Regions from separate parts of the Mus musculus genome. Here regions 2 and 3 are each linked to region 1. Evidence: chromatin contacts called from ENCODE Hi-C or POLR2A ChIA-PET data. All regions are on one chromosome and are shown on one strand. Each heading gives the region's core, a stretch centred on a gene start or an enhancer-like site at or near the end of the contact. The rest is flanking DNA. Distances are from core to core; before and after follow the strand shown. Region 1 has its middle 11 kb from the start of Gm30971. Region 2 has its middle 14 kb from the start of Gm30663. Region 3 holds the start of Lifr (LIF receptor alpha).

Region 1 (3,987 bases), core at 547-3,046:
ACAGACTCAGATAACAAGAGGGAGAGCGTTTGTTGAGATTCCATCTCACTCAGTCAGAATGACTGACATCAAGAAAAGAAATCATGGCAAATGCTGACCAGAATGTGGGGAAAGAGGAACCCCTGTTCACTGCTGATGGGACTATAAACTGATGTAGCCACTGTGGAAATTAGGATGCAGTTTCGTCAGGAAAGCTAAAAATAGAAATAGCGTAAGATTTATCTCTCACTCCTGAATAGACATGTTAAACCTGAAGATGGGAGGAGAAAGACCACTGACCCAAATCATAGATGGCCAAAGTAATCAAAGTAAGGAAATAATTAAAGCAAGCTTTTTTGTTTATATACATGAGCTGCCTCGCCCTAAGGCAGGGTTCCAGAGATCAGTGTTGGATTCAAGGAAGACAAGGATTTTATGACCCAGGGGTAAGGGGTTTCCAAATGGGAGATTTGGCTGGCAAAAATAGATGGGCTTACAGGAGTAGAGCATAACAAAGCAAGGTAGTCACAGCAGGTCGTCATAACAAGGTCGTCATAGGTGTTCACATAACCTTTGGAAACAAAGGTAGGGTTTCAAGATGATTATAAACAACTTTCTGAAACAAAGACATGATTGCCATTCCTAGAACAGGTGGGACAGAACCATTTGTAGTTAGGGTTACAGGTGGGGCACAGCTCAGTCCTTGAAAAACAGAGGTTCAGTCATAAACAGGAATAAACCTATTAGTTTTTTCTGTAAGTGGCTTTTAAGCCTAAACTGGAAGATGATTGGTTCGTCAATACCCAAAGGACTCCAGGTTCTACTACAAAGATATCTGCACACTCATGCTGGTGGTAGCACCGATCATTTACACTGGCCTGGGAGCAGAACTGGCCTGTGTGTCCATCAGCAGATGAATGGATACAAAGGATGTGGTGCGTATACATGTGGGAGTCTGTACAACCATAAAGAAAAGTAAAGTCATAACATTCATAAGAAAGTGGATGCAACTGAAAATAAGTACGCTATGCAAAATAAATAAAAACATTTATTGGAATGATAAATAAAATGTGTCCTCTTATAGGTGGGACCAAGGTTTAAGTGTGTGTGTGTGTGTGTGTGTCTGTGTATGTCTATGTGTCTCTGGGTGTGTGTATTTGTGTGTGTGTGTAATGCATTTGAAATTAAAATAATTTGAATAAATGTTCAAACTAGAAAGGCTTGAGGGTGGAAGAAGAAATTGAGAGGTAAGCCTCGAGTGGAATATTTATATTATGAAAGCAGAAGTTGGGATTAACTGAAAGAAGAGAGGGAACCAGCTGGTGGGGACAGAAGAGAGAGAGAGAGAGAGCTGTCAAGATGGAGCTGTCACATTGTGTCCTAATTTTAAAAGTTAGTTTTAAAATATAAAAATAAGAGTAATAAAAACAATGATTGCAATTTTTTATACCCCTGACACACAGATAGGACACTATCTATGTCTTCACATCCTGGCTCTGCCCTAACACCCAAACCAATAGGGATCCATTGATTGATTAATCTCCCAAACACATATTGCCACATGCCAGGCACGGTTCCAAATCCTACCTAAACAGTGACTCATTTACCTCATAAGAATCCTGAGAGATATGTCCTGTGGGTCATAACTCCCCCACTTTACAAATGAGAGAGCTGAGACCCATAGTGGTCCAATAATTTGCTCAGATCACAAAGCCAGGACTGAAGCCAGGCTTCCAGCCCATGCAATGAGGACAGTCACTCCTCAGACAGACCCTGCTTCTGGAAAACTGGAAACACCGTCTGCCAGGCAATTGGAGCTCTGTGGGGGAACATGTTGGGTATATGCACGAGAGATGCTGCCTGCCCTGGCTCCTGTCCGTGGCCCTGAGAACAAAAGAGGAACTAGATCAGCCCTTGATTTCTGGGAAGAGGCAGTGAATGGTCAGCCTCAGAAGCTGCAGAGAAACTCCACAGTGCCTCGGTGCACAGGGTGGTCCCTGGGTACTTGCAGCTGCTCCTCTGCAGCTGCAGATGAAAAAGGGAAGTGTTCAGCTGTGCACAGTAATCCCTGGGTGCACTGAGAAAAAGAGGAACAGCAGATTCTGTCATCCAGGATGAAGGAAGAGGCAGGGCAAAGCCCTAAGTAAAAAGGCGTGGTTGGTTGTAAAGCAGCTTGTGTAACAGGAGCGGGGCTCTGGTAGTGAAGCCTGGGGTGTAACTTGGAATCCTCAGCAAACAACGTAAACCAAGGGGTCAGAAGACAACGAAGCAGGGTGTGTACCAGGCATGTGTTTAAATTCTATCTGGTCACGGCTGATGAGAACGAATTGAGCCATTAAGATCCTCAGTTTGTCACTTGTGAAAGAAAATTCTAGAATAGCCTGGAAGACCAAACAGGAGGCTCTAACACTGAATATAAATGACTGATTGGAACACTAGGGATGTGTCCAGGTGAGAGATGACAAAGAGCAATAAAAAGTGGGAAGTGGGGAGGAGTCATAGGTGATCACAGACAAAAATTCACTTTCACATGGAAGAAAGTAGGTGAGGTAAAAGGGACCACAGGGTTTGGTTTCTGATTGGGGTGACAGAATTGAGGTAGTGTTATAATCCAGCAGGAGAGTAGAACAGCAGGGTGTGTTGTGAAAAACCTGGCTTCAGGGAGGTTTCTGATCACTTTCAGGTTCATCCGTTTAGGACTGGAGATCCCAGCTCGGGAGTTATCAGTCTGAAAGGATCGTCTCAAGCCCCAGGATCAAGTGAGATTACCTACGGAAATGCAAAGAATTCGTCAGGTGCAGAACCATCTTGAGCAAATCTCAGCTGAGTCCAGAGGAAGGAACCAGAAAGTCCCTTGGAAGAATCTAGCAAAGCCTCCCAGAAGTACTGTCTGGAAGTCAGCACATACATTTCAACCTGACCCAGATGGAGTGCACTGACCCAGGCAAGGGCCTTGCATCAGTCAGAACCAGGGACAGGAGAGACTTCAAGAGATGCCAACAGAGCCCCCTGCACCTGGCCCCTGTCTCTCCCAATCTGGCCCCACTCCTTTGAGACTGTATCCTACTCGACTTTTCCCCTGATCTTAACACAGACTGCTAGATCTAAAAGCCACAAGGGCTTTTATGTAATGTGTGCAAGGTCTTTGCTCTGCTCTCCTGCAGAGCTACACACAGCACACAAACACACACACACACCAACTACCATGGGCTGAGTGGCTTAAACAACATGTTATCCATTTTAGTTCTGGAGATTGGAAGTCCAAAATCAAGTCACTGGTAGACAGATGTAGGCTTGCCTCTGAGGATACATAGTCTTCAGTATCCATGACAGGGAGAGAGGAAGCAAGCTCTCTTAGGACTCATCGGGGGATTCCCTCCTGGTTTCATCCAATCCTAGCAAACATGAAAGCATCCAGTCCATAATGCCACTGGTTAAAGGGGTTTGGTTTCCACACATGAATTGGAGAGAGGAAGAACACAAGCCCGTAACTCACCTTTAAATTCAGTATTCCTCCAGGGTCCCATGCTACCCCTCCCACCTACTGAAGTTTGCATCACTCATCAACCCAGGGCCCTTTGTCCTAAGTACCAATAAACCAAGCCCCCAATACCTAGAAAGGATGTCCTGACTTGAGTGTTAGATTTGGGCTTATCCTTATAGCAGCTGTGACAGAGACCAAAGATGAAATGGTCAATGTAGAATTTGAAAAGGAGGAGGAGAGGGATGCAGAGAAAACAGAGCGAGGAAAAAAAACAAAAAAAACAAAAAAAACGGAAGGAACCTCAAAAAGGAACGCATGTCATCACGGAGTCCAAAAGTCATCTTCAAGAAGACTGTGAAAGTCCAAGAGATACAGACACCTAGACAGAAACAGAAGATGAAAGTGTGAATTGAAGGTGCTTTTCAAAGTGCTAGATGTCGCTTAAATGACACAACAGCCCTAGTGGGTGCAGGGCTGTGGATTCTCTGGGAGCTTGCTAACTAGACACTACAGTCACGTGATGA
Region 2 (3,574 bases), core at 586-3,085, 37 kb before region 1:
GAATTATAAATCCACTACATCCAGTTCCCTCTTTCCAACTTTTAAATTGAAGTTATTTTGGAAAATTTCCCAGCTTCGTTATGGCATAATTGAAAAATAAAAACTATGCAGGCATGTGATGTGGTGTTTTGATGTGTGTGTATCTTACAGAATGATTTAAGTCAAGCAAACTGTAGGACATTGGGGTTACACAGCTATCACCCCAGCACTCCTGAAATGAAGGTGAGGGCATTAAGAGTTCTAGACCAGCCTGGGACACAAGAGGTCTGTCCCAAACAAACATAAACAAAGGAATCAAGCAAATTAAAATATCCACCATCTAACAATCTCCTCTTTTGATTTGTGTCTATTTTTACTTGTTTATTCCTGTGTGAAGGTGTGTGCAGCACACACACACACCGTAAGAAAATGTATAGGCCAGAGGACAACCTGAGGAGACTGCTCTGCTCCTCTATCATGTGGTTCCCAAAGATTGTCGGGCATGGCAGCAAGCATCTCTAGCCACTTCACTATCCCATCTGGCCTCCTCTTTCGTCTTTTATTTAAAAAATATTTAATTGATTAATTTTGTACTTGTCCTGTTTTATAAGATGACAAATACAATACCTTAATATAATGTTTCAATTTTCTTTTTCATTTGAAAAGGCTCAAATACAAAGGGTAGCTTACTGAGGTCCCCTCTCACATCACCAGAACCAACGATCCACAAGTCTTGATGCAGCTGTTGCATCTCTCTCTGGAGCATCTTTGCAGACTTGCCCTAGTCATCGCTGACTTGATTGAGCAAAGGTCCCATGGACCGCTTCTCACTGCTTTTGCTTTCTACATATCTTCAACCCATTTCTCTCTTTTTCTTCCTGCGATACTTGGTTGGAGAAACCTGGTCATCTTGGCTACATGTATTATTTGAAGACTAAGTGTTGGGAAATCTTTTGCATAAAAACTCACTTAGCAACCAAAAGAGAACATTAAGAGCTAAGGAAGAAATTTATTTTTTTTAAGAGAGAAAGAACATAAAGTCTCTATTTGCTCTGGTGAGGACTAATAAGGAGTCCTTTAAATGGACCATTTTGGGAGTTTTAATGCTGTCAATGTTTTTGCTAAGACACTGCCCTTCCAATGCCCTGAAGGCAAATCCCATTTGTCCATATCGCTATCCAAGAAGTAAATCTCAATACTGTGACTATACTTGTCTTATGTTTTCTTATCCCCAATTCATATACATAGAGGTCTGACGTTACCATGTCCCGATTCTTTCATTCCATGAATATGCAAGTAATACTGATGGAGATAATAGTGAACATGGTCATGGGCAGGAGAAGGCAATGTCCATTTAATCAGCTGTAGTGACAGCAATTTTGTATTAAAGGCACCTCACAATACTCTTACCTAGCAGTGTTGTGAATGCTGACTAGAGCTATGGAATAGATCAGAAAATCTTACTGCTTTAGCTATGATCACATAATCTCCTTCATCTTTGCTAAAGTTTGTGTGGAGAAGTGTTTTTCGTACAGAGTAGACTGCTATCAGGATGAGACAGAGACCTGGGATAAGGAAGGCACCCAAGAATCAATGGGGGTGACCTTAGCTGTGACTCATTACACAGAGAATATAGAACCTGGAGAGGCCACCTCCTGTGCCTAGGCAGGAAGCCTAGTGGAATGATAGAGACACCAACCCACACACAAAACTTTCAACCCCAACTTTATCCTTTCTACAAGAAACGTAGGCATGGGTGATGAAGTAGAGATTGAGGGGATGGCCAACCAATAACCGGCCCAAATTGAGACCCATCCCATGGGCAAGCACCAGTTCCTGGCACTATTAATAACACTCTGTTATGCTTGCAGACAGGAGCACGTTGTCCTCTGAGAGGCTCCACCCAGCAGCTGACTCAGACAGATACAGACACCCACAGCCAAACAGTGGATGGAGCTGCACTTAGGCCTCCCTGCACATATGTAGCAGATGTGCAGCTTGGTATTTATGTGGGTTGCAAATGGGAACTATCCAAAAGCTGTTGCCTGTACATGGGGTATGTGCTTCCAGCTGGGCTGTCTTGTCTGGCCTCCGTGGAGTGGAAGCTCCTAGCTTTGCAGAGACTTGAAGTGCCAGGGTGAGGGATGCCCAGAGGTGTCCCCACCTGCTCAGAGGAGAAGGGATGTGGGGGGGGGGGAAGGATTGTGGGAGGGGTGATTAAGAGGGAGGTGGTGAGTGGGATGTAAAGAGAATGAGTAAAAAATTAAATTAAAAAAAAAAGAGAAGTGGCAAGACTCTCCCAAAGGATAGTTTATAAGCAGAGGTTGGACATGTTGATCTGTGGCTTGTAGCCACAGAGAAGAATTCCAGGAAGGGAAGAGAAAAGAAAGCCCCGTTTCCACTTTACTTGCAATCCAAAAGATGGGCTAGAGGCACTGCATCATCCCCCTTCCCGCTGGAACAGGACAGCTCCGCAGGGCAAGGGACATCTCACCACTGAAAAGCTTTTCATTCCAGGCACTTCTGGCTGGTCTGGCATACTCTGGTGGTGAACATTCAGCTCTCTTCCTTAAGAAGCTAAAATGAGACTGTGAAGAGGGTGTGGCATCTGCCTCAGGGTCATAATGGTCATTTGATTTCTCCCTAGAATAATGTACTCTTTGCTGGTTGGCACAGTGCTTATTTTTATGTAGACTTGACCTTAGTTCCAGCCTTGAACAACTAAAATAGAATGAACTCACTATAAGCTACTTCAAAAAACCTGGCCTTAAAAGTACATAGAAATATAAGACAAAGACAGGAAAACGAACTAGGCTGCAGCTTCGAGCAAAGACTTGTCGGCTTCTCCAGCTCGGTTAAAATATCAGCATCGTGCATATTAGATTCCATCCTGTGTGTGATTATCTCTTCAGTGAGTGCTGCCTTTATCGATTGTTAGAGTGGAATGCTGAAGAGCTATCTGCCTCTAAGTGGCTTTTCAGAAATTTCCTGTAACTCAGGGGCAGAAATTATGCAGGGAACCGAGAGTGAAGAGAGATTAGATAGCCCAAATGCAGCAGGCATTTACACACAGAGAAGGGGTGGATCAGGCAGAAGGGAGCTTGGATCAGCTCTCTTAGTGATGAAGTTGTTCAGCGTTGTCTTATTATTATCCCATCACTAGAAACGAAGCGTTTTCCTACCCCACTGGCCTCCACCCCTCTGCAAACATTGTCTTTTATGCTGCCAAATGCCATTTGTGTATTAATTTCCAACAATTTCACATACACTTATTACATTTTGTGATTAAGAGAACTCAGTAAGGGTACATCTTACAACTGAATGCCTTTGAGGATCACAACAGTGTATTATGCGTCAATTAGCTGCTCTCCATATCCCCTGACCCTAACCATTTGTCAACTAATCAAAATAAATAATCTTTGCTCATATATGTTAGAAACTCCAACTCAGCTCAGCTTAAACACTAAAAGGAATTTATTGACTCTACACAACCAAAAGTTCTAGTTGTGGGTCTAATTGTGGACGAGATGGCTCGGTGAGTACAGGTGCCCACTGCCAAGGCTAGTTGTTGTGAGCATAAAAAGATAAAGATATA
Region 3 (3,755 bases), core at 603-3,102, 45 kb after region 1:
CTGGACCGTGTTGGATATTCTCATTTGTTTTGTTTTGTTTGCTCTTTTAAGAGGGCCACCCAAACTGCACAAACTTCAGGCCCCACGAAATTTGTATCTGTTCCTACATGTGGGAACAGAACTCAGTTCACAGGTGTGTTATAAGGATTAAATAGTAAATTCATATCAAGAGAGCAAGGCCACAGGGGCCAGCGTTCTATGCAAGGTGAAAATCATGTGGTTGTCTTGTCTGAGGTTTACTTATCTATTTTTTTCCATGCAAAAGGATGCTAGGTCCTGGACAACGAGGCTGTGCCATGCTTTTCATGAACTCTAGATATGTATGAGTCTCTTTAGTTATTAAACATTAAACATTCTTATTTTGTTTACCTTAGGTACAAAGATAGCAATATTATTCTACATTAAAACACTTGAATCTATTTTTTTCTTCTGACCTGAAAACAAATGAAAATACTTTTGTTAGCTCCTAAAAGCTCTGTGAGCCATAGGTGCTGTGTCTAATAGAAAAGACAGAATACTGCAATATGAATACCAAGTCTCTCAAGTTGTGGGAAAGAATGGGGATAAAGGAAAAGCAATATGGTCCAACTTAAATGGGGGCGGGTTCAGCACAGTCCAGAAACAGTCATGGACAGCAGGAGGCACTTCATGTTCAAAATATGCACTTTAGTGGAGTTGGTCACTAGGATACTCTTAGTGACTTTATTTTGAAAGATGTTATTAAGAATTTATTTTTTCATGCAGTATATTTTCAGGTGTCTTGTTGCCCATTTTGGAGTTACATTATTAACGGGGGATATTTATTTTAGAAAATAAGCTTCATCCTGCCGATTTGCAAATTGCTGTAGATTCTAAAGTCTAGAATTTCAGTCAAAGGTCCCTCACAAACTCCTTGGCCCTGGCGCACCAGATAAATCACATCTGAAAACAAACAAGCGGCTCCCTATGGAAGGTGTGTCTGCACAGCCATGTGACTGCGTGCCAGTGGCTCCGTCTGGCACATTTCTGAACTTTGCAAAATTAATTGTGCTAAAGAGAACACCATCAAACGCGTCCGGCACAGAGCGTAAACATCTTCAAACCACGACTCTGCGCCATAAAACACTCCTACCAATTTCATTTGGTGCATTACTCTGGAAGGAACACCGAGGCCAAGTGAAACTGCGGAAATGGGAACAATGCACGGAGGAAAAATCTCACCCCATTAAGGGATCCGTTTCTTCTCTGCACAAATAAGCCCAACACGCCTCAGAGGCACGACTAGATGGCTCCAGGATGTTCTCAGTTGCCCCCGCAGGCCCTCAGGAGCTGAGAGGTCCCCTCACCAAGAAAGTAGGGGAACTGAGTGGCAGCGCCCCGGCTTGGGGGCAGTTTAGGTAATGCACAAAATCAGAAAGAAAGAAAGGAAAAAAAAAAAAACCCGCAGTAATTGGCGTCCGTGTGCCTTTTCGGGGCGACACGAGTTTCCTCCTCCGCGCACGGCTTGCAAAGTGCAATGACAGCGGTTTGGGAGCCGCGCTGCTTCCCGCAGGGCCGCCTGGGCTCCGCTGGCCTTTCCGGAGGCTTTGCACCCGCAGGGCCGCTGCGCTCTCGCCCGCCGCTCGGTGACCTTGCAAGGCTGGCCGCGCGACCGGAGTCTCGGCAGAGGCACCTCCCTGGGCGCCGGGCCCGCGCGCGACCCAGAGGCTCCGACTCACGCGCGGCCTCGCGGGCCCGCGGGCCCGCGTCCCCGTGCGCGCGGCAGGGACGGCGGAGAAGGCTGCGGGGGCGCGCGGGGCGGGGCCTGGGCGGGGCCTGGGTGCTGCGCCCCCCGCCGAGCTCCTCGCAGGCGCCGCCTCCGGGCGCGCAGTCTGCGCCGGAGCGTCTCGGCAGTGGCCGCGGCCGTTATCGTCGCCTGGCGCTGCGGTGGCTCGCGGGGTTGGGAGAAGGCAGCGGCGGCCGGTCGTCGGTGGCCGCTAGAGCCGGCCTGCAAGGGGACAGGGGCGCCAGGACGGCGGCTGCTACCACCGGACTGCTCCTTCAGGACTGCAGTCCTGTGCTGCAGGGTCCGGGCTGCCCCGGGGCGGCGGCCGACTGGGATGGCAAGATAGCGGCGCGGGAGCGGCTGGTGAGTGCGGGGGCGCGGCGCGGCAGCCCGGAGCGCGTGCGGGGGGCGCGTCCCCGGCTCTGGGGCAACGCCACTCGGGCTCACGCCGTCCGTGCCAGCCGAGGGGTCAACCCTGCAGCCCGCGCCCACGCGGGCTACACCGCGGGAAACTTGTGCGGCGCGAAGGGCACTGAGTTCCAAGGCCAGAGGTTACCAGGGGGATGGGCAGGACCTTTAATTCCCCATTCGGAGCTGCGACCTGCCAGATGGTTTCCTGCCCCTAAACCTCAGCGCTTCAGAAAAGTAGTTCCTCGTCCTTTCTGTTTTGATGGTGCATTTGACTGACCTGTCTGTAGTTCTAGGTGCTTGTGTCCGAAGGCGCTAAACTTATTAAACTCCCAAGTTAAAGTGTAGGCAAGCAAAGTTAGGCTTCCTAATGGATGGCTTTCCGGATGTGTTGTCTAAAGCACAAAGCTGAGATCGTGGACCCAGACGCACAGAAAACTGCACAGCAAGTGTTGTGAACTTACACAGGAGCTTGAGTTATGTGATTCTAGCCCCCACTTCAGCTGCCAAGACACACGAATCTTTCGTTTACACTAGGGTTATCTTTGGGTCCCTTTCTGTAGCTGTGTTTAATGCAGTCAGATACTGAAAGGACACGTGCGCTGTTACTGACTGACAGTTACATGCATTCTTTGCGTTTACTTTGTTTCTTTAAAGTGGGTTTTTCAGCAGAACTTTCAGTTTAAACTTTGCCATCCAATGCCTTCCCTTGCATATTTAACCCAGCAAATAATATTTGCTTAGAGTTGACCTGACTTTACGTTAGTCAGGAGTTCAAAAGCGGTGCCCACGTTATATTTAAAGCACCGCCCCCAGTGAAAAACTAAAGCATTTGTTTATTGCAACTGATGCCGTCCCCTCCCCTTGCAGGATTATCTTGACACAGATCTGAAGTCATACTCCACTAGGAGCAGAGGCTCCTCGGGTGAGACTGGCAGAGGGAAGCAAATCTCAGCATAGCCTGTGCTTTTAAAAAACACTGGACTGTGCTCTTTTCTTTCTCTCCCTGACTTTCCTTCTTCCAACCAGGTGGAAACTGTGTTCATTTGGAGGCATCCATGAGGAACCTTAAGCTCAGTTTCAATAGGAGGCGTATTGTCAAGGAGGCCGGAGCTGCTGTTTGCTCTCAGGCCAGAGTTGAGCTGAGGTGTGTTTGCCTTGTGAGAGGTGAGATCACAGGCTGCTCTGCTCCAGTGAGTGGAGACTTGGAGTCTCCTCTGGGGAATGAGGACCGAGGACTGTGCTTTTAAAACCAAATGAATTATTTCCTGAGTTTTAAAAACTTTTGCTACGGAAGACTCATTTTTGGGGGGACTGTGTTAGGAATAGTGTAGTGATGGTGTGAAGACGTTACCATATTAATTTGTGGGGCACCTCTTCACATTAGAGAAAATCCACTGGTTACGTAGTTCAGAGTAAAGGGCACATCTCTCTCCTACCACTCCCTTAGCATCAGTAAGCACCAGCTTTCTGGCTCTTTTCTCTCTCCGAATGTAGCCCAATGCTTGGTAGCATTTTGCTCTTTTTTGTCTTTCTGCTGGCTGGGATAGTCGCATGCCCTGTTCTGTACCAGCTCTTTGCCTCCCCATGAAGTCCTAAGTCC

Evidence for each region. A loop is a pair of places that touch in the nucleus more often than their neighbours do. ChIA-PET counts read pairs that join two places held with the same protein, here RNA polymerase II (POLR2A).
Region 2: a map of heart shows a loop between it and region 1 (1.8-fold over the local background). The contact joins two enhancer-like sites. A Hi-C loop is called at or near these places in 1 of 37 maps with a recorded cell type or tissue (heart). POLR2A ChIA-PET finds 5 or more read pairs at or near these places in 1 of 5 experiments (Patski).
Region 3: a map of gastrocnemius shows a loop between it and region 1 (2.0-fold over the local background). The contact joins the promoter of Lifr here to the enhancer-like site in region 1. A Hi-C loop is called at or near these places in 3 of 37 maps with a recorded cell type or tissue (adrenal gland, gastrocnemius and heart). POLR2A ChIA-PET finds 5 or more read pairs at or near these places in 5 of 5 experiments (Patski and embryonic stem cell).

The regions. Positions count from the first base shown.
Region 1 is chr15:7,083,227-7,087,213 of GRCm38, forward strand. No RefSeq gene overlaps it. Among named protein-coding and RNA genes, the nearest start is that of Gm30971, 11 kb to the left of the region's middle. Within about 2 kb of position 1,797, at least 1 of the 3 ENCODE cell types and tissues checked has a DNase peak (open chromatin) inside an H3K27ac peak, as active enhancers do; it is gastrocnemius, where a contact is called at or near this core.
Region 2 is chr15:7,046,181-7,049,754 of GRCm38, forward strand. No RefSeq gene overlaps it. Among named protein-coding and RNA genes, the nearest start is that of Gm30663, 14 kb to the left of the region's middle. Within about 2 kb of position 1,836, at least 1 of the 3 ENCODE cell types and tissues checked has a DNase peak (open chromatin) inside an H3K27ac peak, as active enhancers do.
Region 3 is chr15:7,127,720-7,131,474 of GRCm38, forward strand. Lifr (LIF receptor alpha) reads left to right here and starts at 1,853. Exons shown (of 20, transcript NM_001358593.1): 1 at 1,853-2,107.